7 separate regions of the Homo sapiens genome follow, and all the other regions are linked to region 1. The links are chromatin contacts, found by Hi-C or POLR2A ChIA-PET in ENCODE. All regions are on one chromosome and are shown on one strand. Each heading gives the region's core, a stretch centred on a gene start or an enhancer-like site at or near the end of the contact. The rest is flanking DNA. Distances are from core to core; before and after follow the strand shown.

Evidence for each region. Hi-C counts contacts between places; a loop is a spot of excess contacts on that map. ChIA-PET counts read pairs that join two places held with the same protein, here RNA polymerase II (POLR2A). Pooled maps may share reads with other maps.
Region 2: a pooled map shows a loop between it and region 1 (3-fold over the local background). The contact joins the promoter of MAP3K14 here to the enhancer-like site in region 1. A Hi-C loop is called at or near these places in 1 of 37 single-sample maps with no recorded cell type and 5 of 50 pooled maps. POLR2A ChIA-PET finds 5 or more read pairs at or near these places in 1 of 52 experiments (Caco-2).
Region 3: a map of naive thymus-derived CD4-positive, alpha-beta T cell shows a loop between it and region 1 (7-fold over the local background). The contact joins the promoter of DNAJC7 here to the enhancer-like site in region 1. A Hi-C loop is called at or near these places in 1 of 168 maps with a recorded cell type or tissue (naive thymus-derived CD4-positive, alpha-beta T cell) and 7 of 50 pooled maps. POLR2A ChIA-PET finds 5 or more read pairs at or near these places in 1 of 52 experiments (HEK293T).
Region 4: a loop to region 1 is called in a map of natural killer cell, with 10 times the contacts of the local background. The contact joins the promoter of FMNL1 here to the enhancer-like site in region 1. A Hi-C loop is called at or near these places in 1 of 168 maps with a recorded cell type or tissue (natural killer cell), 1 of 37 single-sample maps with no recorded cell type and 5 of 50 pooled maps. POLR2A ChIA-PET finds 5 or more read pairs at or near these places in 1 of 52 experiments (AG04450).
Region 5: a pooled map shows a loop between it and region 1 (3-fold over the local background). The contact joins the promoter of STAT5B here to the enhancer-like site in region 1. A Hi-C loop is called at or near these places in 2 of 50 pooled maps. POLR2A ChIA-PET finds 5 or more read pairs at or near these places in 3 of 52 experiments (CD4-positive, alpha-beta memory T cell, activated CD4-positive, alpha-beta T cell and activated T-cell).
Region 6: a loop to region 1 is called in a pooled map, with 4 times the contacts of the local background. The contact joins the promoter of GPATCH8 here to the enhancer-like site in region 1. A Hi-C loop is called at or near these places in 5 of 50 pooled maps. POLR2A ChIA-PET finds 5 or more read pairs at or near these places in 2 of 52 experiments (GM10248 and PC-9).
Region 7: a pooled map shows a loop between it and region 1 (9-fold over the local background). The contact joins the promoter of HEXIM2-AS1 here to the enhancer-like site in region 1. A Hi-C loop is called at or near these places in 1 of 50 pooled maps. POLR2A ChIA-PET finds 5 or more read pairs at or near these places in 3 of 52 experiments (B cell, OCI-LY7 and activated CD4-positive, alpha-beta T cell).

The regions. Positions count from the first base shown.
Region 1 is chr17:43,359,246-43,362,305 of GRCh38, forward strand. No RefSeq gene overlaps it. Among named protein-coding and RNA genes, the nearest start is that of LINC00910, 28 kb to the right of the region's middle. RefSeq lists enhancers at 798-1,493, 1,539-1,718 and silencers at 1,969-2,028, 2,479-2,578. Within about 2 kb of position 1,251, at least 38 of the 41 ENCODE cell types and tissues checked have a DNase peak (open chromatin) inside an H3K27ac peak, as active enhancers do; they include B cell, OCI-LY7, PC-9 and 1 more, where a contact is called at or near this core.
Region 2 is chr17:45,315,298-45,318,846 of GRCh38, forward strand. MAP3K14 (mitogen-activated protein kinase kinase kinase 14) reads right to left here and starts at 1,723. Exons shown (of 16, transcript NM_003954.5): 1 at 1,663-1,723.
Region 3 is chr17:42,015,991-42,020,015 of GRCh38, forward strand. It overlaps DNAJC7 (DnaJ heat shock protein family (Hsp40) member C7), which reads right to left and starts at 1,449. Exons shown (of 14, transcript NM_003315.4): 1 at 1,350-1,449. The coding sequence starts at 1,426. It also overlaps a transcript of NKIRAS2 not described here. RefSeq lists enhancers at 658-1,857, 968-1,017, 1,088-1,497 and silencers at 1,608-1,757, 3,984-4,025.
Region 4 is chr17:45,219,795-45,223,864 of GRCh38, forward strand. It overlaps FMNL1 (formin like 1), which reads left to right and starts at 2,091. Exons shown (of 27, transcript NM_005892.4): 1 at 2,091-2,459. The coding sequence starts at 2,331. FMNL1-DT (FMNL1 divergent transcript) reads right to left here and starts at 1,971. Exons shown (of 3, transcript NR_147507.1): 1 at 1,555-1,971; 2 at 474-660. RefSeq lists silencers at 1,666-2,115, 2,126-2,175, 2,456-2,565, 2,488-2,782 and enhancers at 2,629-3,129, 3,130-3,630, 3,966-4,035.
Region 5 is chr17:42,275,011-42,279,111 of GRCh38, forward strand. It overlaps STAT5B (signal transducer and activator of transcription 5B), which reads right to left and starts at 1,381. Exons shown (of 19, transcript NM_012448.4): 1 at 1,238-1,381. RefSeq lists a silencer at 1,014-1,623.
Region 6 is chr17:44,501,713-44,505,284 of GRCh38, forward strand. It overlaps GPATCH8 (G-patch domain containing 8), which reads right to left and starts at 1,694. Exons shown (of 8, transcript NM_001002909.4): 1 at 1,614-1,694. The coding sequence starts at 1,658. RefSeq lists an enhancer at 1,428-1,527 and a silencer at 1,628-1,977.
Region 7 is chr17:45,160,183-45,163,956 of GRCh38, forward strand. It overlaps HEXIM2-AS1 (HEXIM2 antisense RNA 1), which reads right to left and starts at 1,356. Exons shown (of 3, transcript NR_186789.1): 1 at 1,279-1,356. It overlaps HEXIM2 (HEXIM P-TEFb complex subunit 2), which reads left to right and starts at 1,693. Exons shown (of 4, transcript NM_001303441.2): 1 at 1,693-1,849; 2 at 2,306-2,453; 3 at 2,568-2,677. The coding sequence starts at 2,612. RefSeq lists enhancers at 328-943, 944-1,559, 1,213-1,442, 1,560-2,175, 1,593-1,792 and 1 more.

The DNA.
Region 1 (3,060 bases), core at 1-2,500:
CAAACAAAACAGCAAGGAGAAAAGTCCCCTGATTTCCATCCTAGTGCTTCTCAATCACACTCAGCACAGCAGCAACAAAACACAACCACATCTATCGAATCTTACTGCTCATAGCTGTTAAATATCAAATCTCAATCAGCAATTTTAGAGCCGGATCCTCCAATGCTTTTGGTTCCCAGTGTTTCACAAGCAAACGGACAGAAATCGGGAGGGACATAGGAGAAGAATCAGTTAAAATCCCTAAGACCAGTTAAATGAAGTCTCCTGAAAATGACACTGAAACGGAGACAGCAACCAAGACAAGGAGGACGAGGCAGACTAATACAAAGAGCATAGCCTGCGGTGTCAAACCTGTTTTTTAGCCGAGAGGGGCTTTACTGGGAGGGGCCTCTAACCCTCCTCGGTCGGGCCTCTAACCCGAGGTCGGTCAAGTGTCCTTGCCTTTTATTAAGAGGGGCCTCTAACCCACTCTCTTTTAGGAAAGACTCTAACTCCATTAAGTTGGGCCTCTAACCCAATCCCATTCTTTACCCGGGCACTCCACCACTTACCCAAAGTCAGTCTACTGACTACTGCAGTGCTGCAGTCTACTTCCTTTGGGTTGGGGGAGTTTCTTCAGTATCGTCCCTTCCATCATTCGCCAGAAATATGTTATAGGACCCCAACACTTCCCCAAAGCACTATAGTCCCATCTGTGGTGGCCAGAAATACGTCACAGGAAAAGGGCCCCGATCCAGACCCAAAGAGAGGGTTCTTGGGTCTCGCGCAAGAAATAACTCAGGGCAAGTCCGCGGTGCAAAATAAAAGCAAGTTTATTAAGAAAGTAAAGTGGTGAAAGAACAGCTACTCCACAGACAGAGAAGGGCGTTCCTGAAACTAAGAGAAGGAACGTATCCACCCTAGGTACAATGCTTGTACACATGGGGAGAGGTGTTCTGTTACAAGGGTTTGTGATAATTAACTTTAATTATTACATTTTGCAAGAATCCCTATTACTACCTTTAAAGCAAAATTAGGAACGCCTTTGTTCTCCAGATATCCAGCTATCTGGACACTCGGGTCTCTTCAGTAAACATTAATTTGTTCCCTTAACCGTAAGTATCTGAAAGCTAGGAATATCCTTCTGAGAATGCAGGCCCGTAAGTCCCGGCCTCATTTTTCTAGCCCTCACTCAAAATGGGGTCGCTTCAGGTTCCAACGTCTCTGACAGTCATACTACATATGACTCAGCCACGTCAATGGAAAAAGTAGACTGGATAGTGACGTACCCGCAGAAAACGAATGCAACAATCTGTCATACAGATCTGACGGCAGTCAGATTCTGCAGTGAAGTAGAGGCGGTAAACTTGAATGCAACGATCTTCATACCGCATCCCACAAAGCCACGTAAATCCAAAAGCAGTCCGACTCTCGATAGTGAAACACATGCGGTAAACTTGAATGGAAAGATGTTTATACTGCCTCGGATAGAGACACGTAAATGAAAAAGCAGTCCCACTTGGGATAGTGAAGTATGGGCGCTCAACTTAAATAGGACCGTCCGCATATCGTATGTGAGTGAAGCAAGTAATAGCAAAGGGCAGTCAGATTACGGAGACCGATGGCGACTGAAGTGAGTGCAGTAACCTTTAACTCAATGATCGTCACGCCGCAACCAAGTGAAACCGAAAGCAACTAAGCGCTCGAAAGCACGCCCGGCCAGCTCAAAAACTACGGCGCTGATGGACCCCAGTGATCCGACGTAAAGGTGCAAACGTAAAGCGCACACGGCCAATTTAAAAGCAGCGGCGCTGATAGGCCCGGACGAACCGACGTGAACGCGTAGAAGTAAGGTACGCGCGATGAGCTTAAATACGCGAGTACTAAGAGACCGTGAAACCCGGATTTAAGCGTGTAAACGCAACACACAACCTAGGAGGTCAGTAACAACGGTCCCAACTGATGCAAATGGCCCAATGCAAACACGTTGACAATCTCCCGTTAGCGACAGTAACAGACGCTAAGCGCCCAATGCGAACAAAACTCCCGCTTCGAAAACTACACCTCGGAATCCTTCCAGCGATCAAGGGCCAGCAACACCACAAGCCTTCCACTGTATCAACACCGTTTTCAAAACGAAAATGTTAACGATCGGCCACTGTACTCCTTCTCCCACACATCCTAACCTCAGGGTGACAGATAGCACCCTGAATAACTCTCTCTCCTACGTTGAGATTGTGTATCTTTATCCAAATCTGAACACCTGCGTAAGTAATATTGTTACTATTTTGGAGGATATTCACTTTCCTTTTTTGCTCCCATAACTCCCGAGAGAAGCAGCCATTTTAAATTTGCATGCCCCGCCGTGCCCTGCCTGCCAACCACTGAACAGAAAAGCGCCTGTAAATCACTGGAATCTTGGGAAAGCTCCTTCGGCTTCATTGCCCTTCAGGAGGAAAAACCCACAACGGAAAAGACACGAAGAGCTCTAGGAGGCTCTTCTTTCCTCCTCCTCCCCCTCCCCTTCCCCTCCCCTCTCCCTCCGCCTCCCTTCCCCTCCGCATCCCCTCCCCCTCCCTTCCCCCTCCCCCTCCCCATCTCGTCCTGACCTAGCTGGCATCCAACATTACTTTAAACTTTTTTTCACACATACGTTGAAAGAATTGTTTGGTGAACACCCGTATGCCCATCACCTAAAGTCATCTTGCTGTACTTGCTTTATTACATGTGTTACAGACGTCTAATTACATTTTTTTTTTCTTTTTTTTGAGAGGGAGTCTCGCTCTGCCGCCCAGGCTGGAGTGCGGTGGCGCGATCTCGGCTCACTGCAAGCTCCGCCTCCCGGGTTCACGCCATTCTCCTGCCTCAGCCTCCCGAGGAGCTGGGACTACAGGCGCCCCCACTACGCCCAGCTAATTTTTTGTATTTTTTAGTAGAGACGGGGTTTCACCGTGTTAGTCAGGATGGTCTCGATCTCCTGACCTCATGATCCCCCGCCTGGGCCTCCCAAAGTGCTGGGATTACAGGCTTGAGCCACCGCGCCCGGCAATTACATATTTTGTATAGCTGCACACATGGAGA
Region 2 (3,549 bases), core at 473-2,972, 2.0 Mb after region 1:
GAACTGCTTCTTATAATCAGAAAACACTCAGAAGATGGCCTGAAGCTTGGCAGCGTCTTGCTGTCTGATTTCACAAAGAGCTGGTACACATACCTGGGTACTTATCTCTAAAATTAGAGTCAGAGACGATTACTTTTATTTTGAGATCTTCTGAGAAGTTCTCCACACCCTTCAAAATAAATAAGGATGTCCGAAAGGTGTCTGAAAAATTCAGAGGTCTGGCATCGCTCCAAAGAAACTGATTGATATCACTTAAAAAACACCAAGAGTAAATCCAAACACAACCAAAGTAAGGCAAGCACTTTTTAAGTGTCCTCTCACATTAAGAGCATAAAAACCACACCAAAAACTTCTCCCTCCTTTCTGCATCTCAGTTCTATAATGTGGTCCTGATCTAGGATTCTGGGAAAGACCCATCCTTAGTCCCAGCTATGAGGCATCAGGCAAGATATATACCACCCCCACTCCCTCATACACACCTGCCTCAGGTGCCTCGCCCATAAAACAAGACACTACAATCTGTCTTACCACACAGCCATCTGAAGGAAAACGGAGCTCACAGGTATGAAGACACTAAGCAAAAAACACATCACTAATGTTAAGATACTGTCTCCTTCTAATCTTTCAGAAAGACCATGTTTCTAGTCAAGGGGTTTCCAACATTTTTCTTGGAATAAACTCCAGACTCCTATTTTATATCATGACCTCACTCTAATCATTTAATTTCATGTGCTTTTAAAGTCCTTAATTAAGTCATTGGTGTTCATTGTCTCCAGCGATCAAAAGTAGTTTTACCATTTACTTTGCTGATGTATGTACCTTTTCACCACTTATCCTCTCCCTCATTCATACCTCCAGTCCACCCTTTAGGGCCGAGAGCAACTTTTTAACCTCGACTAGGAAGGAAACACTTTTTCTGAAGCTACCCAGCACTAAGGAGGCTCCCGGGCAGGTGGGAAACGTACGTACAAGTGGCCCCTCTCTGCCTGGTGCCCAGTGGCTGCAAGATGCCAGGGCCACGATGGGTTTCCAAGATGGGAATGTTATATTTGAACCGACAGATAAAGTCCCGAGTTGGAGAGCCCAGAAGAATTACAGAGGAGGACTGGGGTCCGAGGGCGGAGGGAGGATGCTGCGGGCGGCCAGCACTGCCCCGCTGCATGCTGAGGACAGGCTTAGCTCCTGCTCCCCGCCTTGAGGTGTGACCTGAGAACTTCCCATGAAAGGCCGGGAGGGTTTCACGCCAGGGCAGATGCCAGGGCGCACTCCTGCAGGAGACACGTCCGCCCCGCGGCAGGCGAGCTCCATCCTGGGGGCACTGGGGCGCAGAGCAGGCGGGCGGGCCTGGCGGCGGCGCGGGGCACTAGTGAAGGGGAAGCAGGCGGCCCCTGCGCGCGCTCGGAGCCAGCGTGTGGCCAGCAGGAGTGCGCGGCCTGGAGGCCCGGGGCGAGCGCGGCACCGGCAGCGCGTGCGAGGGCGCGCCCGCGGACCGCTGCGAGTGGGTTGGACGGGGTACGTCGGACTGCGCTGGCCTGGCCGCCGACCCCACTGCTCCGGGGCGAGGGGCCAGGCCGCAGCCCAGCCCGGGGCTGAGAGGCGATCCATCCCAGCCGCTCCCTGGTCGCCTCGCACCGGGCCCCAGGGTCCCGCCCCGTCACCTACCGGCCAAGCGCCGATCTCCCCAACCAAGCGAGTGTTGCGCTCCGCTCGCCCGCGATCTCCCGCCGCCGGCCGCCGACCGCTGAGCTCCCGGCCCGTGGTCGCCCCGCCCCGGTCCCGGGCTCCGCCCCCTCGCCTTCTCGGCCGCCCCCGGGGCCACGCCTCCCCCGGAGGCTGTAACTTTGCCTCGCTTCGCGCCTCCTTTCTTTGGCCGCACCGCGACCCGTGGCCCCGCCCACTCCCCTACGCCAACCAATGAGACGGTCGTCCCGGCAAGCCCGTCTTCCCGCTCCCTAGCAACGATTGGTTAACGAGGCCTGGTTTCCAGAAATGGGCACTATTTCCGGACGATGTTTGTAGAAGGGAGATCGCTGGGCGGGCGGACTGACAGAAGGCGGAGGCGACTAGGGTGTTGGTGGAACCACACATGCGCCCTCGGCTTCTGGCAGTCTTACCAGCTGCGTTCTCGAGGTTACGGGAAGGAAGGGCGAGTGTGCGCATGCGTGGGCACTCCCTGCCACTGACTTCGGTTACCTTGGAGACAGCGAGGCGCTCTCCCTCGTGGGTCGCGCGCGTTCCGCTTCCTCTCTGCTGCCAAGCGGTGGCGGCTGAGGCGGGAGGTGGTGGGGGTAGAGACGTTTTTATTGAGCTCTTACCGTGTGCCTGGTCCTGTAGAATCCCTGGAATGAGTAAAGAAGGTTACAGTGCCTGCCCTCGAGAAGCTTGGGGAGCCAAGGGCTTACAGGGGCCCGACCTGTGGGTTGAAACCCAGGTACAAAGAGAGCATGTGGGTGCGTGGCGTGGTACGAGCGCTGAGCAAAGCATCTGCTCTCTGGGTTTGCAGACCACAGAGCCAGCAAGAGGATGAGAGCTTGATGTATGCAAAGAAAGGACCTGGAGTTCAGAATATGCATTGAAGTGTCAACAGTGCTTCTTTCTGAATGGGGGTCGGGGGTGGGGAGTAGGGAAGGTATAGAAACTTTTTCTAACTTTTGCCCCTCTGTATTATCTAGTGTTTCCACACTGAGCTTGTATTTTATTTGTAATAAATTCCAGGCCAGGCACGGTGGCTCACTCCTGTAATCCCAGCGCTTTTGGGAGGCAAAGGCAGGAGGATCGCTTGAGGCCAGGAGTTGGAGAACATCCTGGGCAATATAGCAAGGACCTCGTCCTTGCAAAAAAATAAAAGAATAGCCAGGCGTGGTAGTTTGCACTTGCAGTCCCAGCTAGAGGGGAGGCTGAGAGTCTGAGGTTACAGTGAGCCATGATCGTGCCACTGCACTCCAGCCTGGGTAACAGAGTGAGGCAGTCCTTTAAAAAAAAAATCCAAACTTTTTTTTTTATTGCAAAATAAAAGATGTACTCCTACCCTGGGCATCCCACTTCCATGAAGGGTCCATGGTAGGTGTGGTGAGTGGCTCTAGTCCGGGGATAGGCAGGCCCCACCCAAGGCTGTCTTGAAAAGTAAGGAACACCCCATCTCTGGAAGTGTTTGAGCAAAGACCACCATCTGCTTGAGACTACTTTGCAGACAGTCCGAAGCTGAACTCTTCTTTCTGGATATCTGTGCCAAACAGTCATCTCTGCTGGGGAATAGGGAAGACCATTTATTTAGGCAGTGGTCAAAAACTCACAACCTGAGGGCCTCATTCACTCACCCAGGCCAGAAATATGCTTTGTTTGGCTGGCCCAATATTTTTTTAAATTTGAATTTGAATGCCTTAGAGCAGAGCCTGCGGTTCCTTACAGTTCCCGCCACCCAACCATCTAACCTTATGTCACCTGTCTGGCCCCTGGAGCATTTGAGGTTGTGGCTCCCGTAGAGTCCGTGCTTTAGAGCCAAACAGTCTCTGGCGCCCACCCTGGCTCTGCCACTGACTAGCTGGGAGA
Region 3 (4,025 bases), core at 199-2,698, 1.3 Mb before region 1:
GTGCAGCTCTTTAATGATGTATAAGGGTTGATGATGCTTAGCTTTAAATATCTAGGAAGAAGTAGGAACAACATGAAAGCTCAAAATTAAGAACAGAGACTGGACTCTGGTGTCCTGGCTTCTCTGATATCCCAGGGGCCTATTACACTTTGTCAGGCCCCTCAGCTCCCAGCAGATCAGGAACTTGAGATCTGGCTGTGGTAACCACCCTCAAGCTTGATAACTATTCATTGCGTCCGAGTACTTCTTATATTTCGAACTCATTAGATAGTAAAAATCTCAGAATCCTGATTTCAGATCTCATGAACTAATTCTACATCACCGCCTCAAATTACCCAGCCTGAAGACACAACGGGCTTGGTATGAAGATATAAAGTATGTTGCAAAGAGACTGAGGGCACTGTAGATATCTTGAACAAAAGGGTCAGACTAACCCGCAGCTGATAAGGAAAGGGCTCCAAACTTCTAGAACCTTCTTGTCAATTCTGCTTTAGGATTAGAACAAGTATGACTACCCACAACTCTGTTCCAACCCCACTTCCAATAATCTGGCCTAACTGTTGCCAGAATCTAGAGCGTTCTCGAAAACCACTCACTCAGCAGCTCCCTTGGCTAGTCCGACTGGCAATCTCGAACCACTGCGGCTGCTTCGGAGTGCCAACAGCGCCCAAGCAGTTGCCCTCTTCCTTGGTGCTTAACTTAAGAAAGAACAGTGCTGGGAAGGATAAAGATCACCCAGGAAGGACAGGGGAAGAGGAGTCTGACGTAGAGAACACGAGATAAGCCCCTCGCTCTTCCTTTTTTTCTCTGTCATCTTTGACTTCTGGGATAACCGGGGGCAACCAGGTCAATTATGGAGACACACAATCACTTCGAACCCAGACTAGTGATCGCTGGGGTATAATTACAAGGGAAAACGGGGTGAGGAGAGCAAAGGTTTTGGAGACGGAAAGTGCAGACAGGCAACAATGCACAGAAGTTAACAAGAGAACGCGGGGGTCGGGGGCGATGTAAGGAAGTCGTCATCGACGCCGCGCCGCTTCCCCCACCTCGCACCAGACCTCTGAAATTGCCCTCGGAGACTCGGCCTCTCCTATAAGGACGATCGTCCTCTCAGCTGGAGAACAAGGCCATGCCTCAGCTCCTACGCCAGGCGGAAGCGGGAGAGGAAGGCCGACCCCCAAGAGCGCCCCTTCAGGGGGTCCATCCGGCCTTGATCTCAGATGGGGGGGTGTTTGCGGAGGGCGGGGCATCGCCTCAACAGCTGGGGGCTGCATCATGGCAGGAACGAGTTTCCCTGAGCCACGGAGCTGCAGGTCGCCTCCTCTACTACCCTGCTACCCGGTTACCTCTTCGCCTCTTGGTCGTCGAGCAGCTCCGGCTCGGTCGCCGCCATTACCACATCGCACTCCGCGGCAGCCGCCATCTTACCGCCGGGACCAGAGAGCTGGGTGGGAGGCCGGCGGTGAAGAGCACTTCCGGTTGGAGCATAGAGCAGCTCCGCGGCGCCGCGCCCAGAAGGGCTCCCTCGGGCTCGTCTACCAGAGAGAGGCTCCGCTTGGGGCCAGAGCGGCCTCCCGCCCCCGGATGTCCACGGTGGTCTCCGCGCCGGGGCGGGAGCCCAGGGGCTGTGCCGGTGCGTAGGCGGCGCCACTTTACCCGTGGGTGGGAAGGCGGGGTGTACCGGTGGTAGCCTCTCTAGGGCTTGGCTGCTTTCAGTATTCCAAGAGCCTCATTGCCATAGCAACTTCCAATCCTAGAGAGTCTTCCTGAAAGGCTCCGTGGAGTCTGGGTTGCGTGGGGACCAGGTGACCCAAGACTCTGTAGGGAAGGAGTCCCCACTGCTACCTTTCCGACCTTGGAGTGTGTCCACAGCTTCTTCCCGGGAAAGTCAAGAGACACTTTGAGCTCAGTTCCCCCAGCTTTCATCGTTCTCTGGAAGCCCTGCCCAGTCAAGCCAGGGGAACGCAGGGCGTCTTCACCCTGCGCCTTTCATCCACTCCGGATCTCCAAACACCAACTGGTTCATCACCCTAATGACGCTGACCCTTTTACAAGGCTCCTTTCATGTCAGCCGCCTGGGAGTGCCATCTCAGCATTAAGCCTAGGAAAGCTGACACATGGCGCCCCAGACCCTGCCCTGGAGTTTATAAGGAAGCTCGCGGGGTGAGGTCCTTGCTCTTGTGTCCCCAGTACTCCCACCTCTTATATAAACTCTCTACTCATCACGCTTGCCTTGCCGAATGCGGTCTGGATTGAGAATTCATAGGGGACAAGGGCACAGTTTAACTGTCTTTGTTGTTATTCCCTCACCCAAACGACTATTTGTGGAGCTGAATTAAATTGGAGCTTTCTGGGGTTAAATTGGAGGAGTATGAGGAGTAGCTTTACAATGTAAAGCTAAGAGTAAAATAAGAAGAGGGCAAAGGAATTTTAAAAGGATTTACCTGTTTGTTCCAGGAAAACAGCATGTGCCAATGCTCATACTCTGCCTATCCCAGTGTGGAGGGAGCTGAAACCACAGCGACCACTGAGTAGGGAGGGATAGGACAAGCTCACTAGGTTGGAAAGGAGGGGTCATTCGTTGAGCCAATCACTCAGCCCTTTCCAAAACGCCTACTCTGTGCTAGGTTGTGAGGGCACAAGACTTACAGACCACCTGCCCTGCCTGCCAGTGGCTCATAGTCCAGTCTAATGCTAGCCAACCTGTCTCACCATCTTCCCACTTTATGTTCTATCTAAGGCAACTCATTTATTCCCACAGCTTTACTTCCATCTGTTGATGACTCTCAACTTTTCATATCTCCAACCTAGACCTTTCTTCAGCTTCCACAGCTGTATATCCAACTATCTACTGGATATCTCTTGTATGTTTCACAAATCCCCAAGGCTTACCATATTTAAATTTAACTTTTTCATTGTCTACCCACACCTCAACAACAGAAAAAACAAATGTTGGATGTAATTATTATCTTTCCTAAATTCCGTATCTTGTTAAATGGATTAAACCATTCTCACTCTTGGCTTCCAATTTGTTGCCAAGTTTTGTTGATTCTCCTACCAAATATTTCCCAAATCTATCTCCACCTTTCCATCCCGATTCAGGCGCTCATCATTTTTTAAAATCTTGGAATAGGCTGGGTGTGGTGGCATGCATCTGTAGTCCCAGCTATTTGGGAGGCTGAGGCAGGAGGATCACTTGAGCCCAGGAGTTAGAGGCTGCAGTGAGCTATGATCACACCAATGTACTCCAGCATGGAGAAAAGAGCAAGACCCTGTCTCAAAAACGGCAACAACAACAACAACAAAACAACAGAAAAAAAAACTTGGAATACATCAATAGTCTCCTAATCGGTCTCTAATTTCATCTCTGTTCAGTCTTCCCTCTTCTGCCAGAGTGACCTTCCTCAGGGACTGATCATGTCTCTTCATTGGCAATGGCTTTCCATTGCCGTCAATTTGATCTCTTTGGCCTACCACACAAAGCCTTTGATTATCTGTTTCTTTTTTTAAATAATTTAATTTGAGTACCAATATTTAGGTCCTTTCTACCACCAATATTGAACCCAAGTTCTCATAGTTTCAGAAAATGCCATGACTTGTAGCCGTTTCCTCCACCCTAGAACACCCTTTCCCCCAGGCCCTTCAGTGTCTGCTGACTCAACGTTAAATGCCCTTTTGCTGTGCTCCACAGCACCTCAGTAGTTGTTAGACATCTAGCTTCTCTAGACCGTGAGTTCTGATGGGCAGCCACCATGTCTAACTCGTCCACTTTCTCTCAGTATATGGCCCTGCACCAGGCACAGACAGATGATGCTCAGAAAACATTTGACGAATAAATGATTGAGTAAACGAAGAGTTACTGTACTCTGATCGCCTTTACAGAGAGAACATCTGGGCCTCAGAGACACCAGAACACCCAGCGGCCCGCGTCCAGGGAGTCTAGAACCTTGGGCTCCCGCGCACACCCAGGCCAGGTCCTGGCCGTCATTCTCCCGCCGGCCTCTGGGGGAGCTGCGCGGTCC
Region 4 (4,070 bases), core at 841-3,340, 1.9 Mb after region 1:
ATGCCTGTAATCCCAGCACTTTGGGAGGCCGAGGCAGGCGGATCACTTGAGGTCAGGAGTTCGAGACCAGCTTGGTCAACATAGCAAAACCCCGTCTCTACTAAAAATACAAAAATGAGCTGGGTGTGGTGGCACGCACCTGTGGTCCCAGCTACTGAGGAGGCTGAGACTGGATAATTGCTTGGACCTGGGAGGTGGAGGTTGCAGTGAGCTGAGACCGAGCCACTGCACTCCAGCCTGGGCAACAGCGAGAGACTCCATCTTAAAAGAAAAAAAAAAGTCTTCCACGACAGTTATCTTATAGAGACAAGAAGAAGAAGAAAGAAGGAGAAGAAGAGGAGGAGGTCCTAGCTAATCTCAAGGGCAAGGACCCAAGGGCAAGGCTCTGGTCTGTCTGAGAAGGAGAATATGGCAGTGTGCAGGGAATGGATCATTTTCCCTGCATGCCCAAGGAGAATTCTGCTTTGACTCACCTTGGAGGTCCTTGGTCAGGCCACGAAACCAGTGATCACATCTCTCACCCATCTGGGGTGCTGGTGACCTTGGCAGAAGAAAGGCTTAAACCAGGTCAGCCTGGGGGAAGGGGCTGGCTCCTTCCAGGGTCTTCCTCCAGATTAGATGTTAACTCTCCGTCTCTTGCTTAAAGTCTTGTCAGTGGCTCTGAATGTGAGGGCAGAAGGAGGAGGATGCTGTCAGGGGAGGGGACACTAATGGCTCCTGACCTGGCCTAGAGATAATTCGGGGCTCCTTCAGCGGGCCCTCCCTCCTCAGTGCCCTGGAAGTGTAGGGAGGGGTCAGTTGGGGATCCCCACAAATTAAATGGGGAATGAGAGGAGCAACTGAAAGTCTCAAATTCAGGCTATAGATGGGACCCCAGCCCCCCATACTCTCCCGTCCTACATGAGATGGGCAGTGGAGGGCCAGGACAGCAACTCCAAGCCAGTGTAGGTTTTGGAGGTAGACAGTGAGGAGGCTTGCTTCTGTCCTTTGTTAGCTGAGTGCCCTTGGACAGCTTACTTACCTACTCTCAGCCTCAGTTTCCCCATCTCTAAAATAAGGCTACCAATACCTACCTTCTCTGGCCATTGTCAGGATGAATGAAAGAGCTCTGAAAGTATTTCTGTAATTAGCAGACATCAGAGATTGTTATTCTCCAAGGTAAGAGGCCCCCCTAGATCCCTGGCGGTGACAGTGTCAAGATTCTTTTTCCCTCCTCTGCGGTGCCCACTCCTTTTCCAGCCTTGTGGCTGGCTCTCATCCTCCTTTCCGCAACCCCCCACTCCTCCTTGGGACCACCTTGGCGGGCCCAGCTTCTCGCAGCCTGCCATATTCCATAGGTGCCCCCATTCTAAAACCTGTAGGGGTGCCCTGCACAGGCGCACGGTTGGTCGAGGTGGGACAGGTGGCGGGGGTCTCCACTGGCCTGCGTCCGCGCCCCCCACCCTGTTTAGGAGTTCCTGTTTGGAGATGGCTCCCCCTCGTCCTCAGCTCGTCTCTGGGCTAAGCAGGGGAGGAGAGAAATAAAAGGTGGGGGGCCTGGAAGGGGGTTCCCACCTTCTCAGTCCGGGACGCGAGACGGGAACGCAGCCCTGGCGCCCCAACGCTGCACCACCGTGGGTCTCCGAGCCGTGCTCGCAGTCGCTGAGATCCTCGGTGCGGAGAAGATGTGCCCCTCCAATCCCCAGGCCGTGATCCCCTTCACCCAGACCCGGCCAATCCCTCGCCCGAGGCGAGCGGGAGGATGCGGTTCTAGGACCCGGAGGCGCCGCCGAGCGCGCCGCCGCCTCGGCCTCGCCTCGGTGGCCTCCCGCTCCGGCAGGTGAAGCGGCGCCGGCCGCCCCCTCTGCGGCAGGTGAAGCGGCTCGGCAGCCCACTCCCCGCCCGCCATGGTTGCGGGGGTCCCCCGGCCAGCGCCCGCCCCCTCCCTCCAGCCCGCCCCCCTGGGGCTGGGTGCCCGGCGGCGGCGGCGGCGAACTGCGGTTTGCGCGCACGGGGAGCGACAGCAGAAGTTCGAAAATCGCCGAGGGGGGAGCCAGCGCCGCAGCTTCCTGCCCCCGGCCCAGCCCTCTGGCCCCGGCGGCCTGCAGCCTGACTTCCTCCCCCAACCCTGCAGCTCGCCGCCCGGTCCCACGGACGGGGCCGCCCCGATGGGACGCCGCGCTCCGGCCCCTGCGCGCCGCTGAGCCGAGCGCCCCCCGCTGCCGAGACCCCCGCCGCCACCGCCAGCCGCTGCCCCCTCGCCCCCGCCCGGGCCGGGAGCCTCGTCCCCGTCCCCCGGAAAGCTGGATTTCCGAGGCTGGAGGCGCCTGGCCGGCTGGGTGGGGACCACCATGGGCAACGCGGCCGGCAGCGCCGAGCAGCCCGCGGGCCCCGCCGCGCCGCCCCCCAAGCAGCCCGCGCCTCCCAAGCAGCCGATGCCCGCGGCCGGAGAGCTGGAGGAGAGGTTCAACCGCGCCCTGGTGAGTGCGACCCGGAGGCGGGTCGGGCGCGGGCGGGGGGCGGCAGGGGCGCGGCAGGGGCTGGGCGCGCGTCCCCGCCCCCGGGGACTCAGGTGCCGCTTGGAGATCCCCGGTCCGGCAGCTGCCCCCTCCAGGAGGTGGGAGCGACAGTGGCCTTTTTTTCAGAGTGACTTAGCACTCTCCCCCCAAAACTTTCTTCAGTTATCGCCCGGTCTCCCTCCCTAAGACGCCTCCACCCCAGCTGGGTCTTAAGGTCTAAACAAGTATGTCCTGTGAAGAAGTTGGGAGCGGGGCACGCACAGGGGTCCCGGGTCGCCCCCTTCCCCACTGCACGCAGGCCCAGCCACCGGGCGCGGGTCTGGGGCATCTGCCTTTCTGTGTCTGGAGTCAAAGATGAAAGGGTTACAACCTCCCGGGAGCGGGAGACCTGCTGGAGGTGTTGGGTCCTGATTTGTTGGGCGCCTGGGCTGCGGGGAATGGGGTTGTCGGATCATGGCCAGGAGGTATCTGTGTTTCTACCCCGCCATATGTCAGAGCCAGGGTGCCTGTGGGTCTTTATCTTGGGGCATCCTTTCCAAGCCACTGAAGGGAGTAAGATGAGGGAGGGTGGGGTCAGGACGGGTGGGTCGCCCAGGCTAGGGGTGGAGCAAAATCTGGAACCACCCCCCTCTGTGCCTACCTGGGGAATTGGAGCGGGGTCGCTGGGGAATAGGTCTCTGGGAGGGAACCAGCAGCTCAGGCCGAGCCTGGAAACAGTCAACATGTTCAGTGGGGTGGGGGCTCCAGAGCAGACTCAGGGGTCTCCAAGACCCTGCATAAGGCAGAAGTAGGGAGAGGAAGAGCTGCTCACTCTCACTCTCCCCACCCCCGACGCCCTGGCCCTGGCTCCCTCCTCTAACTAATTGCCTGGTGGCCTGCCTGCTGTCAGCCTTCCCTTGCTGGACGCTGGGTGACAGGCAAAATGAGGCTGTGCCTTCTCCCAGATGCATTTCCCAGTCCCTGCAGGTCTGAGGGTGGGGGCTCAACGGAGACACAGGCCGCAGAGGGTTCTGGCTCAGTTGGTGGCCCTCCATCTCCTTGACATCATTTCCCCTCGCCTGGCTGGTCATTAGGCCATACGTGCTAGATCCTCAGCATGGCTCCAGAGGGTCACCTCCTAACAGTTCCTGAAAATGTTGGCTTCTGTCCTCTCCCAAGAGAAGGCTGGGGGGAGTTTGGAGGAGCTATGGGGTGGCGAGGGATCCATCCTTGTGAAGACACCTTGCTTGATTAGAGGAGGGCAGGGACACTGAGGGACGCCTCACACCAGGCTGGCCCCTGACTTCTCCATCTCTCCACCTGCCCTGCTCCCCGCTCCCCAAGCATAGGACTTCACAAAGCTGAGCTGAGCTGAGCAGATGGGGGAGGGGGGAGAATGAGGAGACACAGTCTCTGGGGGCCATCTGGAGAGCCTGCATTGGTGGTGGGTCCTTGGACCCCTGCCAACCTGGTTGGAGGGACATGGGTCTGTCTTTCCGCCAAGTGTGTGTCTATGGTCGCGGGTGTGGGCTCTTGGGGTGAGGTCCTGACCCCAATCTTCTGTTTAGCACGCTGATGGGGAGGAGCCCTGTG
Region 5 (4,101 bases), core at 131-2,630, 1.1 Mb before region 1:
CAGAGAAAATGTATGGAATTGTATCTAGGCAAAGATCTGTATACTGCACGATGCTTTGGGAAGAGCACGAATCTCAGAGTCCTTGAAGTTTCAATCCCTGGATACTCAACAAACAGCCGTGTCACCTGAGCAGGCCACTTACTCCACCTATCTGGGCCTCAGTTTCCTCATTTGTACAATAAAAGAATGGCATCATCGCTGGGTTCCTTTCCAGCTCTAACATTCTTTGACCCACTTTTGGCACTATTTATTTGATACGAGGTATGGCGGGATCACAGGGACCAAGAAGAAAAGAACTGACTCTGGCTCTTTGGCAAAGAGAGAATCGGTATCTCTTTTAGTCTTTAAAATTCTTGTGCTTTTCATTAATCCCGTCTTTCTAAAAGCTGACACTTGGTTTTCTTCTTTGGCTTTTCCATCACTGCTGGCTACAAGTGTTTGCAACCGCCTCTTGCTCCGTGTGAGTTCTTTCCTCTTTGTTCACCCCGACCATCTTGCCAGATTCCTTTAGCCTCAGACCAGCTTTTGTGATACAACTCCCCTTCCGACTCTCCATATCTACCCCCCGACACCAGGAGCACTTTTAACCCTTTATCCCTGACTAGAAAGAAAAAGCACACTGCATCCCACGGCCACACGCACGAGCCCAGGCCTGGCGGGTCCTGATGTGGGATCCCGCCCCCCAGAGTCTTATCGAAACGTTCGTATTTGTTGTCTTGATTCCTTATAAGGCCCTGTTTCTTGAAGCTTTGCTAATACCCCCCACCGCACCAGGCACCCCCGCAGGCTCATCCCATCCCCGGAGTCCCGGGAACCTCTTTTGAAAGAAAGAAGTTAAAGCAAGGAAGACGGCTGGGGATATTCGGAATTGCAACGTGAAGGTGTGAGGCGGCTGACAGCAGCCCCCTGAGCTCCTATGGGGTCGGCGCGGGGTCCCCACACACCCACTCAGCACACGCGCACGCAGCCTTTAAAGCGCACGCCCCCCGCGGCGCCGCGGCGTTCGCAAGTCCCCCTCGCGCACCCCGCATTGCCCTCAGCCTCCCCGGCAGCCAACCCGGACCCCCTCTCCCCGCGCGCGCCCCTCGCCCAGCGCGCAACCACCGCGGCCCGGGAGTGATGGCGGCGGCGCGGCCCTGACGGGCGGCTGAGCGGCTGGAGCGCGGGCCCCGCCCGGGCTGGCTCCCCGGCCTGGCTCCCCCGGCCCCGGGCCCAGGGCTCGCCCCGCAGCTCCTACCTCGCTCGGCCCCTCGGGCGCCCGCGGCTGCTCCGGCCCAGCTGTCTGGCTTGCCCGCCCGCCCGCTCGCTCCCTCCCTCGGCCGGGCCGCCGCGCGGAGTTGCCTGCGCTGGGTCCCCGCCCGGGGTGACGGCTCCGGCCGCCGACTCTCCTCCCGCCGGGGCCCGCGGGGGCGCGCGCGCCGCTCACGCGCGGAGGCCCAGGGACGCGCGCCGCTGGCAACCCGGAGCGCGCCCCGCTTCCTGGTTCCGCCCGGCGCGCGCTCGCTAGCCCGCTGTCCCTCGCGCCCCCTCCGCGACCGCCCTTGAAGGACCCGGACCCCCTCGGCACACCCGAGGTGGCGGCGCGCTCGGCGGTGCCGGTGCCGGCGCCGCGCGCACCCCCTTTCTGCGGCGGTGGGGTGTCTTCCCGGCTCGGCTCCCTAGCCGACGCCGCACCGCAAGCACATGCTGCTTTGTTTGGGTTGGGTCGACCACCACTAGCAGGGCTAGGGCGCACTGTCGTGGTCGTTTTGGTTGGCCCCCTCCGCGGCCCGCCCACCTCTCTCCCTGGGAGCCCAGGCCCGCGTTCCGGGTCCTCTCCCGCCGAGGCCGAGGTCAGAAGTCCACAGGGGCCCCGATCAATAATTATCCTGGGTTTGCCCCCGGGAGGGCGTCTCAGCCAGGGCTCCTGCCGCCTGCATGGGCACGGCAGGAATTCACATTCGCCCAGGCCGAATTCACCTGTCCGAGTTCCAGGGTGAACCTACGGGGGACGGGGCGCCTGGGGCCGGTTCCCTTCCTGGGAAAATCTGGCTGGCTCCCACCAGTCAGAGCTGCGGGAGGGACTGCTCTCTCTAGAGAAGAAAGAATAAACAGGGTCATCTGTAGGATCCAGGGGAAGGGGGTCCCCCAGATCCTTTCCACGTGCTGAGGAGGGGGTTGCGGTTGTGGGAAGCCAGGCTGAGTCACCCACTCTCCTTTCCTCTGCTACGTCTATCTCCCGGAGCTGGCCAGCGGTTTCCCTGGCAACCCTCCAAGGGCTAGCACTAAAGCAAGACATAGGAAAGCTCCAGAAGCCAAGCTGCAGGGGCCAAAAGAGAGAGAAGGACCCCTCCCGCCCCCACTCAGACACACAGAGCTCCCCTGTGTGTATGCAAAACGTTCATGTCCAGAGATGGCCCAGAGCTGCAAGTTCTCCCATAGTCCTCCCTGGGCAGCTCTTTCCAGCGGCCTTCTCTTCACCTCCAGAATGACACCAGCCACAAAGGTCTCCAGCTGGTCAAAAAACCCTTCTCCGCTACCCAGGCCACTGCTGCAGTCCCATACTCTGGGCCAACACCTGGCACAGTGCTTTGCACAGAGTAGGTTCAGGGAGCTTGGAGGCCAGAGAAGGAAGCAGGAAGCAGGATGGATGCGCCAACCAACCCCGAGCTCTCTGGCAATCTCCCTGACAGTTACTGCCCATGATGTTTTGACACTCAGGTGCTCCATGTTCTCCATATTTCTCTTTTATCTTTTCTTTTTCTTTTCTTTTTTTTTTTTTTTGAGACGGAGTCTCTCTCTGTTGCCCAGGCTGGAGTGAAATGGTGCGGTCTCAGCTCACGGCAACCTCCACCTCCTGGGTTCAAGTGATTCTCCTTCCTCAGCCTCCTGAGTAGCTGGGATTACAGGCGCACACCACCACATCCGGCTAATTTTTGTATTTTTGTAGTAGAGACGGGGTTTCACCATGTTGGCCAGGCTGGTCTCGAACTCCTGACCTCGTAATCTGCCCGCCTCAGCCTCCCAAAGTGCTGGGATTACAGGCATCAGCCACCGCACCTGACTCATGTTTCTCTTTCTTGTGAGCTTTCATCCCTGCACACATGCTATTCCCTCTGCCTGGAATGTCCTGCCTTCTTGATGTCTGCCCTTCGGTGACATTTGCTTCAGGCAGCATGACCTCCCTCCTTGTTTCCCACCGCGTTATTCATGCCTCTATTACAGCACTTCTTGTGTTGAAGGACAATTTCATGTTTTCATGTTTCTGTCTCTGTCCCCAAGGGCAGACGCAATATGCTATTCACTTTTAAATCCTCCTACTCGTGTTCAAGCCCAGAACAGACACTCAATAAATATTTTTGGAACAAATGCTATGCTCTAGGAATGCAAATGGAGGTTACAAGGACTATGCAGTCATTAAGAGGACAGGGTCTAGCCCGGTGTGGCGACACACACCTGTGGTCCCAGCTACTGAGGAGGCTAAGGTGGGAGGATCACTTGAGCCTGGGAGGTCAAGGGTGTGATGATTTTTTTTTATTTTTATTTTTTGGAGACAGTCTCACAGAAAAAGGTCTCATGGTGTGGTGGCACAATCACAGCTCAAGGCAACCTCCTGGGCTCAAGCAATCCTCCTGCCTCAGCCTTATGAGTAACTGGGACCACAGACGTGCACCACTACTCCCAGATTAATTTTTTAAAATTATTTGTAGGCCGGGCACGGTGGCTCACGCCTGTAGTCCCAGCACTTTGGGAAGCCAAGGTCGGTGGATCACGAGGTCAGGTGTTCCAGACCAGCCTGGCCAATATGTTGAAACCCTGTCTCTACTAAAAATACAAAAATTAGCTGGACGTGGTGGTGCGCGCCTGTAGTCCCAGCTACTGGGGAGGCTGAGGCAGGAGAATTGCTTGAACCCGAGAGGCAGAGGTTGCAGTGAGCCGAGATCACGAAACTGCACTCCAGCCTGGGGCGACAGAGTGAGACTCCATCTCAAAAAAAAAAAAATATTTGTAAAGACAGGGTCTCATTATATTGCCTGGGCTGTTCAAGAACTTATGGCTCAAGCAACCCTCCCTCCTCAGCCTCCCAAAGTGCTGGAATTACATTTGTGAGCCACTGTGCCC
Region 6 (3,572 bases), core at 444-2,943, 1.1 Mb after region 1:
GCTGGAATTCTGTGGTTGACAGTCATCTTCCCTCAAAACTTAACTGTCCATATTATCTATTTTCGATTTTATTAGGTCACCTTGAGATTATTCTCTCCTCTGAAAAGCATTTGCGGGCTTTAGTTATCAGTATGTCTCTACCGGTAATTTAAAAATCAATAAAGCTCATACACCTTGCAGCCAACTCATATTTTATAGTGCTTGCTAATATATATATATGTGTGTATATATATATATTTCTCAGGGATCAAAAGGCTAACATGAACTGCTTCAAACTTTGGTGAATCTGCATTATATCCTTAGAACATCCTGAGACTCTCCTGTATTGTGCTGCAGCTATACAGCAGGCGCATGATCACAAGGCTTTTTAACAGCCCCCAGATCCCTTACTGCTGCAAAACTTCTCATAAGCGTTCTATGTACTAGACTGTTAACAGTGCTGAGTTAAAATTGTTAAACTGCTTTACCTATTTATTTACCAATCCTATCATCTCAGGGAATTCAAACTCTTTAAACTGCCTTCTGAAACACATCTAGAGTGCTTTCGTACTGCTTTGAGTAGGATCTGCAGCGGGATAAAAACTTGAGTTCTGAGATTCATCCCGACCCAAATTGCAGTTGCCAGGATATGCGGTAGTAATGCAGTGTTTTTTTTTTTTTTTTGAGACTCTACGGATGTATTTTACCTAGAAATAGCCAATCTCTACTAAATCCCTTTTAGTCTTCGAGATTTCCGCGGTAACAATTTCAACAGAAAGGTATTTTCAACAGCGAAAAAACAAGTTATTCTAATTTGGCCTTTATTTTTTACTCAATAGAGCTTGCCATCGTAAGGGCATTTTTCCATACTAACATTTGCAATTGAAGAAAGAAAAATCAAGCTTTTGGCACTAGTGACCCCATGCGTGGACGGCCTATTATCATCACGCTTCTCACAAATCTTTCGAGATAGGATTTGAGGTTAGGCTCACATCGGATCATAGTCCAGTAACTTACTGCTTTCCAAGCCCAATTAACAGCCTAATAACAGCAACACTTATGCCCCGCGAAATCTCAATGTATGACTAACCAATAAGGCGTCTGATAGCGAAGGCAACCTTTTCCCAGGTAAGGAAGAGGAAAAGCAGACAATGAAAGGAATTGATTTATCACAGTGAAGAAAGAAAAGAGAAGGACCCCAAAAGGATCCGTGAGAGCAAAATCCCGGGGTTCGGAAGCCTTGGCCTCAGCAATACTCTCCCCCAAGCCCTCTCAGCCCAACCCAACCACCCCTCTTGTCCCCTGGGAGCCAGCCCTTCGCCGGCACAGATCGGGCAGACCTGGAGGGCACAGCCCCTCACACGGCGCTCAGGCCCGGTTCCGAAATCCGATGCCAAACAGGCGGAAGCCGCAAGCCCCGCGGCCTGAGTTTCAGGGGTAAGAGAATGCGGGTGCGAGGAGATGCGGCCTCCCTCAAGCCGGGAGGCCTCTTGAGAAAGCAGAGACGGGAGAAGAGCGAGCTGGTTCGCAAGTCGGAGCAAAACTGGAAGGAAAGAGGGCTGGGAGCCGGAGATGAAGGAGGTTCTGGGCTAGACCAGCGCCTTCCCCGCATCCTCGGCGACGCCCGTGTTTACCTGAAAGTCTCGGTCTTCGTTGAAGCGGGAGAAGCGGTCCGCCATTTTGCCGCCTTCACTCCTCTCAGGACGACGCTCTCCGGTTCGCTCCTTCCCTCCTGCGACACCCACCCCTCCCCGGTTCCCCGCCTCCTCCCACGCCCACCGGGCGCGCGCAGCCGAGGGAGGGAGCGAGAATGCGCGTCCTGACGGGAGCCCCGCGGCGCAGGCGCCTGCCAGCCCTGGAGGCTGACCCTTCCCTCTAGCCCCTGCTCCGCGCGCGACCCGGAGCGACCCCGGTGGCCGCGCGTGCGCACTCCCGCCCGAGAGCCGCGAGAGCTTCCGGAGGGAAAGGTCAGAGGGGGCACCGTGCGGACAAATCTGGATGTTTTGCTGTTGCTCACTTCCGGGTGTCTTTTCTCACTGTTGCTTCCCCGTGTGCGCAGAAGTCCATCGTCTTCACTAAATAGCAGCATAATGTTGGGCCGAAAGCGCGACCTTAGAGCCAGACTGCTTAGCTTCGAATCTCAGCTCACCCTGAGGATTCAACGGTGAACGAGACAGGAATGATCTCCTCTTATGGGGATTTCATTCCAGTGGAAGAACTCACATAACTCGTAAAATAAATATTTTTAAATATCAACAAGTGCCACAAAAAAGTAAAACTGGCCACAGTGCTGAGAGGGACAGTCTCTGAAAGGACCTTTGACCGAGGCACAGCGAGGAGCCTACAGCATTGGGGCATAGGGAACGTTAGACCCAAAGGCCCAAAGACTGCAAGGAGCTTGACTTCGAGCCATCCTTTGAGAGAAGTATTTCACAAGGGACCGAAGTTGATCCAGATCGACTAAAGCTCTCTGGGCTTCAGTTTCCTTTTTATACAATAGGGAAATTGGATTCAGTAATCTCTGATGCTCCTGCCTAGCGCTGACTATGAGAGTCAAGAATCGGATTTTTCCATCCCTTCTGAGGACCTCACCCAGTGCTCCAGGACTCTTAGCCAAAATACATAAAACACATAGAAGGGTGGCAGGACTTCTCTCCTTTTGAAAAGAGTAGTTGACAGAAATCACACAATGGAAAAATGGGTCTTACCCTGCCCTGAAAGAGTCAAATGGAATGTAATTTTTTGAGGAAGGGTGTGTATTTTCTAGCTGTTACCCTTTGCCCCACCCATGCTTCAGCCTACGCTTCCATCTAAGGGGAGGCAGGGCACACAGAATTCAAACATTGTATTCTTTTTTTTTTTTTTTTTTTGAGACGGAGTCTCGCACTGTCGCCGGAGTACAGTGGCGCAATCTCGGCTCACTGCAACCTCCGCCTCCCAGGTTCAAGAGATTCTCCTGCCTCAGCCACCCTAGTAGCTGGGATTACAGGCGCCCACCACTAAGCCCAGCTCATTTGTTTTTTTTTTTTTTTGAAAAGGAGTCTCACTCTGTCGCCCAGGCTGGAGTGCAGTGGCGCGATCTCGGCTCACTGCAAGCTCCGCCTTCCGGGTTCACGCCATTCTCCTGCCTCAGCCTCCCGAGTAGCTGGGACTACAGGCGCCCGCCACCAAGCCCGGCTAATTTTTTGTATTTTTAGTAGAGACGGGGTTTCACCGTGTTAGCCAGGCTGGTCTCGATCTCCTGACCTCGTGATCCGCCTGCCTCGGCCTCCCAAAATGCTGGAATTACAGGCGTGAGCCACCTCGCCCGGACTTTTTTTTTTTTTTTTTTTTTTGTATTTTTAGTGGAGGCGGGGTTCACCATGTTGGCAAGGCTGGTCTGGAACTCCTGACCTTGTGATCCGCCCGCCTCAGCCTCCCAAAGTGCTGAGATTACAGGCGTGAGCCACCGAGCCTGGCTCAAACATTGTAAAGAGACTTAAGGGTAGCGTGAAAGATTGAATCACGAGGATACACATCACACTGACCTCTTCTTCCTCTCAAAAGCCCACTGAAATGACAGCAGAGGAATAAGAAGTGCATAAATTCACATG
Region 7 (3,774 bases), core at 106-2,605, 1.8 Mb after region 1:
AGAAGCTGCTACAGCTATAATGTAAGGTTAAGAGTTTATTCTTTCAAAGCAGGTCTCCTCATCTCTTAAACGCTATACATATGAAGTAGATAAAAACTGGTTTCTTTTTTGGTAGCATTTAGGATCTACAAAAGTGATCCTTCAATTACTTGGAATTTCAAAAAATTGAGGTTACCTAGTAACAATGCACCAGTAGAACACAAAATACTCTGACTTTGTTTAGTCTGTGGGAAAAGAAAAATCTTTAAACTGGAAAGATTTTGTAGTCTTACAAAGATTACATTGGAATTGGAATTACTGTAGTTCGTTTTTCCCTCTAGGAGGGCAGCCATTTCTCTAAAAGTTGTGTAAAAGTTAAGACTAGGATTTCAAAATGCAAGCAGATGTTGATGAAGCATACGAAATGGGCAACTCCGTTTCTATTTCGGAGCCGCAGCGACTCCGACTTTGTGCCCCAACCCTGTAAAGGGCAAAACCTCATCCCTTCGGTGTAAACTTTCAAGAGAAGTGGGGCAGCACACTTTAGGCGTTTCACCAAGAGGCTGGCGACATGCTAGGTCAGGTTGTCCGGAGAATCGGGGCTGAATGGGAGAGATCTTGAGGGCAAGAGCCTCAGAGACCTTCAGGCACCGAGCTCGTGAAGGTTTCCAAGTGCCCCTCTCTAGCTGCTCCCAGGGGGAATTAGTGGTTGCTACAGTAGTTTAAGAGGGTCGTGGTTTTTCGCAACCCGGGCGGCGAGATGGCGCTTTGGTGTAAGCGAGGTAAGGTGGGTGCACTGGGATCTCCGCTCTCGGAGCCTCCAGCTGACTGCCACGCCGACTTGTGGCCAGACCTGCGACCTCCGCCCTCCCCCGCGGCGCCAGCCTCTGGAATCTGGCGTCGCCCCCACCTCTCCAGTCGAAGTGGGAGTCCCTCTGTGCGGGGCCTCGCCGCCATACCCAGGCCGAATGGGGGTGGGGAGGGAAGCTGGCAGAGCTCGGCCTCAGGATCCGCGCCCCTGTGGAAAGACCGCAGAGGGAAGCCGTTTCACCAGCCTCTCCCCTTCTGGGGTCTCGGGAAACACGCGGTAATTACCGAAGAACCCCGCACTCTGTGAGAGGCGAGGCTGCGGGGCTGCCGGGACGGTTTGAGGACCGGGCTCGGCCGAGGAGACTCCAACCTTCACCCTCCCTGGCCCCCGGTCCCACTTCCCGCCGTCTCCCGGCGCCGCCACTTCAGGTAGCCCACTCGGCCCGGCCTCTCCCCGCGCCCGGACCACCCCCCACGGGGTGCTCTCACTGCGCAGCGAGTCCCTCCGCTGCCTCCTCCCAGCCCAAAATGGCGGCGATGGCCGCCGAGCTTCTCGTCGCCTTCCTCAAAGGCCAAGGATCCCTCCGCGCCTGCTGCCCCGCCCACCTTAGCCGGATCTATTTTCTGCCCCGTAAAGATTAACGCCATCAATGAACTCTTTAATTGAGTTCGGAGAAGGCGGGTCCAGTTGTGCCTCCTCACAGCTAATCGTTGCCAAAAAAGCGAGAATATTGGCAGAAGGCTTGACCAATCAAAGAAGGCAGTGATGCGCGCGCGGTCTGCCCCCGCGCAAGGGTAGATGGGTTTTGGAGTCTCGGGTGTGGCTGTTGACGTTACAGGCCCTTGGATCGCTTTTCAGGCCAGAAGAACTACAATCCCCAGCAGGCACCGCGCGTCCAGGCTCTCTCTTCCCCCCCATCTTAGTGGCCTGAGCGGCTTGACCAGAGCTGCTGCAACTGCAGCAAGAGGTAGGGCTCAGGCGTTGGGAATTGCACCGACAGGCAGTCGCACAGAAAGGCACACAGATGTAGTGGTGTGCATAGCCCTTGACAGCGAATAGGTCAGTTCCACCTTTGCAAAACCTCTTTCCATGACTGTCTCCCTTCTTCCAAGAAATCCATCCTTATCCTAGTTGGGTTTCCCTCCCAGCTGCATGTAGTGCAAAGACCTCTTTCCCCTTTTCTCCTGTTTCCCTTTCTGAGAGGAAGGAGGGAGGCAGGCCAGGACCTTAGAGGAAAAGTCCTCAGCACTAGGCTGGCCCAGGTCCCAGCTGTGCTTCTGGCCTTTGGAGCCCAGCTTGGGGAGAAGGTTGGGGGTGCAGGGCTGCATCAAGATTGGGGCCACTGGAGACAGTGGGGAAGGACTCGTGAGCTTGCTCCATGTTCTCCCGTGGCAGCAGCAGCCCCGCTGCACTCCCAGCCTCCCCAGGCAGTCCTCCTTTGCCCCTTTGGTGGTTGGGGAAACAAAACTTACACCTGGCTTCCTGGCTGCCAACCTGGGCCTCGGTGACTTCCAGGAGGACAGTACAGGACATGAGTCCTGGTGAGGGACCCGAGGAGCAGGACAGAGAAGACGGCCCCTGAATCCCATTTGGCCCCTTGCTGGCTGGAGGTGTGAAAACCAGCGGTGGAGGCAGCCTTCGGGGCCTGCATTTGAGAATAAGGGTATGAAGGGCTGGGGTACAAAATGGCTGCCACTGCCTGGGCAAACAATTCTGGGCAGCCAGAGTATTCCTGACGTTCCTTCAGGATTTAGGTTTCTGTTGTTGTTCAAAGCAGGTGTCACTAGTTCCAGGCGTCTGCTGAAAGATTTGGAACAGAAGATGATGGCCACTCCGAACCAGACCGCCTGTAATGCAGAGTCACCAGTGGCCCTGGAGGAGGCCAAGGTAAGTCCCTGCCCTCCTGCCCACCCAAGCACCACGAGCACGGGTCCCACAGCTGAGATCCAAACTTCTTGTCCCAGATGTGTTGGTAGATTTGGAAAACCAGTATTTTGACGAATCAGTACTATGCACTAGGCAATAGGCCGGAATCCCAGTCTATGCTAGCTGATGAAATCTTAGTAACTGGCCGGGTGCGGTGGCTCACACCTGTAATCCCAGCACTTTGGGAGGCCTAGGTGGGTGGATCACCTGAGGTCAGGAGTTCGAGACCAGCCTGACCAACATGGCAAAACCCTGGCTGTACTGAAAATGCAAAATTAGCCTGGCATAGTGGTGGCGCATGCCTGTGATCCCAGCTACTTGGGAGGTTGAGGCAGGAGAATCGCTTGAACCCAGGGGTCGGAGGTTGCAGTGAGCCAAGATCTCGCAATTGCACTCCAGCCTGGGCGTCAGAGCGAGACTCCGTCTCAAAAAAAAAAAAAAAAAAAAAAAATCCTAGTAACCCTTTCAGGTAGGAATTATTTCCAATTCCCAGAAGCTAAGGTTCTGAGACCTGAAATACCTGTTCCAGAATCATGCTATCTACAAGCAACAGACCCAGGGTTTAAACTTAGGGCCTTCTGACAACAGAACATTGCCTTGACCTCAAGTCCAAAGAGGGCATGGAGGGACTGGGTTGAATGTTTACATTTTGTCCAGGCTAAGAACCAAGTCTGAAGCAGGAAGAAGAGTTTTTGGTTCATAATTTGGAATGGACCCAGGCAGGCAATTCACTTGAGACCAGAAGTTCAAGACCAGCCTGGCCAACATGGTGAAACCTCATCTCTACTAAAAATACAAAAATTAGCTGGGCATGGTGGCACATGCCTGTAATACCAGCTACTCAGGAGGCTGATGCACCAGAATCACTTGAACCCAGGATGCAGAGGTTGCAGTGAGCTGAGATCACACCACTGCACTTTAGCCTGGGCGACAGAGTGACACTCCATCTCAAAAAAGAAACAAAAACAAAAACAGGCCAGGCGCAGTGGCTCACGCCTGTAATCCTAGCACTTTTGGAGGCTGAGGTGGGTGGATCACCTGAGGTCAAGAGTTCAAGA